2 separate regions of the Homo sapiens genome follow, and region 2 is linked to region 1. The links are chromatin contacts, found by Hi-C or POLR2A ChIA-PET in ENCODE. All regions are on one chromosome and are shown on one strand. Each heading gives the region's core, a stretch centred on a gene start or an enhancer-like site at or near the end of the contact. The rest is flanking DNA. Distances are from core to core; before and after follow the strand shown.

The links. A loop is a pair of places that touch in the nucleus more often than their neighbours do. ChIA-PET counts read pairs that join two places held with the same protein, here RNA polymerase II (POLR2A). Pooled maps may share reads with other maps.
Region 2: a map of naive thymus-derived CD4-positive, alpha-beta T cell shows a loop between it and region 1 (5-fold over the local background). The contact joins two enhancer-like sites. A Hi-C loop is called at or near these places in 15 of 168 maps with a recorded cell type or tissue (CD4-positive, alpha-beta memory T cell, Caco-2, DLD1 and 11 more), 22 of 37 single-sample maps with no recorded cell type and 26 of 50 pooled maps. POLR2A ChIA-PET finds 5 or more read pairs at or near these places in 17 of 52 experiments (AG04450, BJ, CD4-positive, alpha-beta T cell and 12 more).

The regions. Positions count from the first base shown.
Region 1 is chr7:131,005,468-131,008,905 of GRCh38, reverse strand. All of the region lies in intron 3 of LINC-PINT (long intergenic non-protein coding RNA, p53 induced transcript), which reads left to right. Among named protein-coding and RNA genes, the nearest start is that of LINC00513, 94 kb to the right of the region's middle. RefSeq lists an enhancer at 1,183-1,282. Within about 2 kb of position 1,250, at least 34 of the 41 ENCODE cell types and tissues checked have a DNase peak (open chromatin) inside an H3K27ac peak, as active enhancers do; they include prostate gland, where a contact is called at or near this core.
Region 2 is chr7:131,038,729-131,042,625 of GRCh38, reverse strand. The region is part of intron 3 of LINC-PINT (long intergenic non-protein coding RNA, p53 induced transcript); the gene reads left to right. Among named protein-coding and RNA genes, the nearest start is that of LINC-PINT, 69 kb to the left of the region's middle. Within about 2 kb of position 2,010, at least 14 of the 41 ENCODE cell types and tissues checked have a DNase peak (open chromatin) inside an H3K27ac peak, as active enhancers do; they include prostate gland, where a contact is called at or near this core.

The DNA of each region.
Region 1 (3,438 bases), core at 1-2,500:
TTATTACACTCGAGTGGAATTATTTACTTACATGTCTCTGTCCCTTTCTAGAGAGTGACTTCCTTAGAGCAGGGCCTGGGTGGTCTTGATTTTGTATTTTAGGTAGGACCAAGCACAGCGTCTGAAACACACAGTAAGCCTTTAGTAATTGTGAAAGTGAACTTCTCCACATAACAAAATAGTGCTTTGGAATTTCTTTTCATTATACTGCAGTGATTTTTGTCTTTTTGACTTCAAAGTCACTCGCTCTCAGAATTGAAAAAATTGAAAGAAATGATAGTATTCTTCATCATTCCTTTTATGAGTCTAGTGGACTCTCTAGTCTTCACAAACATAGGACTGATAACTTGTTTTATATTAATATTTTGTTGTATAAATACCTGTATATTTTGTGTTACTGTGTGACAAAACTGAGTCTAAAATATGTGGCTAGAAAATCTAAGAAACCAAGATGAGAATCTTCAATGATTTGTAGATTATGTCATCTTTATATCATCATGGTGTGAGGTGTTTTCTTGGATTGAGTTCCGCTGAGACAGAGATGTATGTTATCTGTTTGGAAGGTGAAAGAAACATTTTAAGGGAAGCGAGATAGGGAAACAATTGGAGCCTAACTTTGCTGGACACTCTGGGAGCCAGTGTAAGGACCAGGCCTCAGTGTTAGCCCACATGGGTCACTTACACATCAGCTTTGGCCAGTTGCTGACTGAGAGGCAGCAGCGGGGTGCGGCATCAATTTCCAGTGCTTTGCCTGCCATGTGGGCCCCATCCGTGCTCATGGTACCGCCCTCCAGCGGAGCGATGGCAGCCAGCTGCCCGTGGAGAGCCCAGCAGCAAGCCCAGAAATAAGGCCCAGGGACTAGGGGTGGGGGCAGGTGGTGTCAGGCAAATTTGTGTGCTTGCTTATTTGATGTTTCAGTCTCAGTCCTTTGAATCGTGAATTATCAAGATAGAGACTATTTGAAACATTTAAGAATTAGAGAAAAATAATAAGCACAGTATTTTCTTCTACTTGAACTGGGGCCGTTCTTCCTTCAAGAGGGAGAAGCTTACGAAAGATTATTCTGCCTGAGGAGACCTCGCCACCCCCTGCTTGAACTTTGGTCCCTGATCAATTCTGCCTTTGAATTCCTCCAATTATTATAAAGTTCTTCCTTATATTGAGTAGAAGTCTGCCTTATGGTGATACGTTGTATTTCTCAGACACGGACCCGGAAGTGGCGCCTTCCAATTCCTCCTCCTCTTCTTTTCTCTTTCGTCAGCAGATGGCGTCTTCCTTCTCTTTTTCTTTCTTTCCTCCCTCCTCTCTCCCCACCCTTGGCAAACATTTGTCACCAGGATGGATGCTGTTAGAAAAACGTCTCCCTGTGACATGTTGTCTTTTCAAAAGGACAAGAAGGAAAGGAGGAAACAGGTTTTCATTGCTTAAGGCACATTAAAACTGGCTGGTTCTCTCTAGCACATTTCTTAGACAAACACCCGTTTTCCTTTAGACTCAGAGCTGATATGTTATTGTAACAGTTAAGTTTGCCTTTACATTTTTATTCATGCTGCCTTGCAGGTAGATGGTTCCTTTTGACTTTTTTACGTAGATGGGCACCTTTTGTTAATTTTACCTTTTTAAAATACAAATGTAGGCCAGATGCAGTGGCTCACACCTGTAATCCCAGCACTTTGAGAGACCAAGGTGGGTGGATCACTTGAGGCCAGGAGTTCGAGACCAGCCTGACCAACATGGTGAAACCCCGTCTCTACTAAAAATACAGAAATTAGCTGGGCGTGGTGGTGCATGCTTGTAATCCCAGCTACTCGGAAGGCTGAGGCAGGACAATTGCATGAACCCAGGAGGGAGAGGTTACAGTGAGCCGAGATCATGCCACTGCACTCCAGCCTGGGTGACACAGCAAGACTTGTCTCAAAAAAAAAAAAAAAAAGTATTTTCTAGAGAAAAATCTTTTGATGTACAGATAAATAGATTAAAATGGATTTGTACTTAGTTTTGGGAGTAAAACTGGTAAGACAGTGATTTGGCCTAATCACTTTGAATGCAGACATCGCTGGACACATGAAGATTTAAAATTGGGCAGAGAAAAAACTGGGCAATTTTTTTTTCACCTAGATTCTTCCAGTATTATGGGCAGAGAATACATACAACTTAGTGAAAGATTGTTAGTGACTAGAAGGATTTAATTCACATATATTGTAAAACCAGACTGCATGTGGAACAAACTGTGTGTTTGAACTAATTAAGTATTCAAAGAAATATTTAATATTTCTTATTCACCCACCTTGCCCCCTTTTCTCCTCCTTTCTCGATCAGTAAATATTTACTGGATGTTTCCAGAATGTGAATGTTGCATAAAAACAAGTATATGAAATTGTCTTTGCTATCAAGGATAATATAACTGAACGTAATATATTAGCCCACTTTGCTGCTTTAGGAAGAATACTAAGGTGAGCCCAGTTTAATCTTTAACATATTGTTACCTCTCATTTCTGCTTGTTCAAATCCAAGCTGCAACTCAGTGCCATCTTCTTCATGATTATCTTTACTCCTACCCCTCTCTACCTCCATTCCCCCAAAAAGTGATCTCATACTCCTGTGAGCATCCTTAGCATTTATGCAGTCTTTTCTTTTTTTTTTTTTTTTATTATTATACTTTAAGGTTTAGGGTACATGTGCACAATGTGCAGGTTAGTTACATATGTACATGTGCCATGCTGGTGCGCTGCACCCACTAACTCATCATCTAGCATTAGGTATATCTCCCAATGCTATCCCTCCCCTCCCCCCACCCCACAACAGTCCCCAGAGTGTGATGTTCCCCTTCCTGTGTCCATATGTTCTCATTGTTCAATTCCCACCCATGAGTGAAAATATGCGGTGTTTGGTTTTTTGTTCTTGCGATAGTTTACTGAGAATGATGATTTCCAATTTCATCCATGTCCCTACAAAGGACATGAACTCATCATTTTTTATGGCTGCATAGTATTCCATGGTGTATATGTGCCACATTTTCTTAATCCAGTCTATCATTGTTGGACATTTGGGTTGGTTCCAAGTCTTTGCTATTGTGAATAGTTATGCACTCTTTTCTTGGACTTTGCTCTTTCTCCTTTGTCGTATAGTTATATTATAGTTGTTGACCTTGGGCTATCTTCATTCCTAACGTTCTCATTCTAGTACCTTGTGTAGAAATGCTGTTCACTAAATGACATATCGAATGGGTATTAAATTTATTATTAAGTGCCTTGGCTCTTAATTGGTCAGGCTTGGATTTCAGTCTCAGCTCTGCCATTTACTATCTCTGTGATTTTGGCCAAGTATTAACCTCTCTAAATTTCAGTTTGCTATTCTGCAAAATGGGAATGATGATAATGACTACTTGAAGGAGACTTTGTGAAGATGGATGATTTTTGCAACAGTGTAGGTAAGAG
Region 2 (3,897 bases), core at 761-3,260, 33 kb before region 1:
AATATTGGAGAAAAAGGAGTCAAGGATTAGTTCAGCTTCTGCCGTGGCCTTCTCAGCAAGTGGTGGGGAATTCACTGAGGTGAGGAATACAAAATACTTGGAGGTTGCATCTGTTTGTTTTGCTTATTGAGTTAGGAAACCAGGAATTCACTTTGGAGGTTTGATCAGGGGAATGCAGCCTACGTTTGATTGGGCTTTAAAGCTGATCCTCTTTGCTCCATGGCCCAGCTCTGGGGGGGGACACACGTGGCACATCAGGCAGAAAGGGGCAGCTAGGGAGGTCTTGGCCAACTGTGGTTGGGCAGCATCATGGGCTGTAGTCTCACTTGTACAGGTGGAATCACTGTGGGACACTTCGGGGCATTTCCAGAGTGGAAAAATTCTTGCAGGTGAAAACCTGTCACATTGAAGAATTCAGTAGTGCTTTTGATAATTATTTTTTCTACTTGCTGTCTTGCCTTCTTCCCTCTGTATTTTTACCATTTATGGGAGTACATCTTTATATTTCTCTGGTAAAAGGAAGATGAAAAAGGTGAACTTTATAAAAGACTAACCAGTCCTTGACTTGTATAGCTCATTTAACTTTTAAAACCTGTAAAGGAGGTACTTTTCATCATATAAATTCATGATGAAGATAAATAAAATAGGTGTTTGGGAATCAGCAGGTTTTGAAATTTTATGACATGCCATTAACACAAAGCATAAATTCTTTTTCTTTTTCTTTTTTTTTTTTGAGACTGAGTCTCAGTTTGTCGTCCAGGCTGGAGTGCAGTGGCACGATCAAGGCTCACTGCAACCTCCGCCTCCTGGGTTCAAGCGATTCTCCTGCCTTAGCCTCCTGAGTAGCTGGGATTACAGGCATGCGCCACCACACTCGGCTAATTTTGGTATTTTTAGTAGAGACGGGGTTTCACATGTTGACCAGGCTGGTGTCGAACTCCTGACCTCAGGTGATCCACCCACCTTGGCCTCCCTAAGTGCTGGGATTACAGGAATGAGCCACCGCACCCGGCCGCATAAATTCTTTTATTCAGATCCATTGACATTAACATGTAAATAAGGATGACAGTTTATTATTTTGGAAATTCTAATTATTTGTCTTGTCCTTCAAAGAAGCGCTTTTGGTTACAAGTGGGTCCATAACACACAAAATAAAATTCTGTTTACGGCTGGGCGCGGTGGCTTACGCCTGTAATCCCAGCATTTTGAGAGGCCAAGGCGGGGGGATCACCTGAGGTCAGGAGTTCTAGACCAGCCTGGCCAATGTGGTGAAACCCTGTCTCTACTAAAAACACAAAAATTAGGTGGGTATGGTGGTGTGCGCCTGTAATGTCAGCTACTCGGGAGGCTGAGGCAGGAGAATAGCCTGAACCTGGGAGGCGGAGGTTGTAGTGAGCCGAGATTGCACCATTGCACTCGAGCCTGGGCAACAGAGCAAGATTCTGTTTCAAAAAAAAAAAAAACAAAAAAACCCACAAAATTACATACTTTTTGATAATATTGAAAAATAAGTATGGAAAATGATTCTTCTTAGGAAAATTTATGCCCATTATTCACTTCGCTGTTTTGTTAATGATCACGAATATATTAAACTGAAAATACAAGCTAAGCAGCTGCTTTGAAACTACATCAAAACAGTAGAAGTTTAAAATTAGATTCTTCTTATTGCATTAAATGCATCTTTCAGTAATATGTGGTCACTACACTACCTGCTTTACAGGTATTCTTGGAAATTTGGTAACAAAAAGAACAGGGTGAATAGATGTTGTAGATCATGAGGTATGGTGCAAAGTGCATGGCCTTGGGATAGGGATATCAGACATCTGAGCTGAATCTCAGTTCTCTGGTTGTTATGCCTCGAGGAAGTAAGTTGCTGGACCTCAGTTGTGCTGTTTCCTGGTCTATAAAATGAAGACAATAAAGAACCTGCTTCAGTGCGCTAAAACTCAAAGGACTTCTTGGGCTTGAGCGCTGGAGTAAACAGGCAGTTTCCCTTTGTACCACAAGAGGGAGTGCCTGTATAGATGTTAACCTGAGCTGAGGTTTGGATTTCTTTCTAAAATGTCGCTGAAAATTTAGGAATAACTGGATTACTGGGAAAACGTTAAAGAAAAAGATTTTTTGACAGTGTCAGGAGAAAGAGGAACTCGAAACACATAATGGGTTAAGAGGAAGGGATTACGTATAAAATTCCTTTAAGGTATGAAAAGCTTTGTTGACAGAGTGTTACATATTTCATTCCCAGTCAACAATCTTTTATTGTCAATGTCTGACCATGTTGATATATTTGTTTTGTTTTTCTCCTCCTTTGTAACTGTATTATAAATTTTTTATATTAAACAAATATAGAACTTAAAATTTAGTTTCTTAGTAGTAGTCCTGAATAATTAACATCAGTTGAAATTGGATTGTTTGTGCTCAGTGCCTTGGATATGTACAAAACCTGTTTGCTTCAAATTAGTGAGTTAGAAAATATTTTAATCTTTTCATCCTGCTCCCCTCCCACATACTTTTTTTTCCCCTTTTATTTTGAGCTTCTAGATCCTTTTATGTGATGTGTTGCTGTCATACATAGCTCACATTGGGTGGGAACAGAGAAGAACATTGTTTCCGTGGCCCAACCCTAGGGACATGGAACTCATTTTATTATACAGTGAAATTTTAAAATTTGAAACCAAGATCAGATCTCAACAAACAGAGCGAAATTGGCAATTGTGGAATTATCTAACAAATTTAGGGAAAAATCCAGTTGTATCTCAGTTATGTGAATGTGTCCTTCGATTTACAATTTTCAGGTAATCTCTTTATTTTGCTGGTATTTTTATTATACATAGAGCACATTGTTTTATAGAACTGTAATTATACCATAATACTTTTTGTATTGGGAAATGTTGAGAATTTAGAAAGAACAATCCTAGGCATTTCCTTTTGCTCTGTATTCTTCTGTTTAGAAGTTTTCCCTGTGGTTTGTTCCTGGCAATTAAACACTGTTCAAATTCAGAGTCAGACTGCCCTGGCTCAAATCTTGGCCCCACGATGTGTGAAACTTGACAAAGTCAAAGTTATCACTATAATTTCGGTCACTTGAAATCCAGTAATTTCTTGAGCAGAAGAAAGGGAAGTGGAATTACTGTAGAAATTATGCATAGTTTTATATTATCTGTGTAGTAGCCTGTTTAAAGTGATCATTGCTAGTGCATGGTATAGAATTACAAACTTGTAAATACTTCTCAAGATTGCCACTTTAAAAAAAAAAGCAAAAAGAGCTCTGTAGCCCTATTTTTTTTTTTATTTCCAACAGGAAATTTGTTCTTGTTTCAAAATGTGGGAACACCCATTATTCTCTGTTGGCCACATGAATGTCATCCATTTGTTTATTGCAGCAGAAAAAAAGTGAAGAATGGTTGATACAGTGGCAAGCTGTTCCTTTTAGGTTACTTTAAAAAGTCATGGAATTTCGGATATACAAAGAAAGCATAAGGAATACTCTAACCAGTATATATGTATACAGTATCCAGTATAAGAATGAAAATGTAATGTAGTTATTAAAACATTATGTGTGTGCTTCCACAAGCCTGTCCTCCTTTCTACCTTCCAGAAGTAACTTCTCTCTTGAATTTGGTGTTCGTCATTCTGGTGCATGCTTTTACAGTTTTACAAAATACACACGCATTCCCAAACATAAATAATACTGTTTCACAACATAAATTGTATTATGGTACATGTTTTAAAACACGATATACATTGTATCTGTTGCAAGTCAGGTTCCAAGGGAAATGGAACTCAGAAGATTAAGGCTGGGGGCCACCAGTGCCTCATGCCTGTAATCAGCACTGTGGGAGGCCGAGGCGGGCAGATCACTTGAGGTCAGGAGTTTCAGACCAGCATGGCCAACAT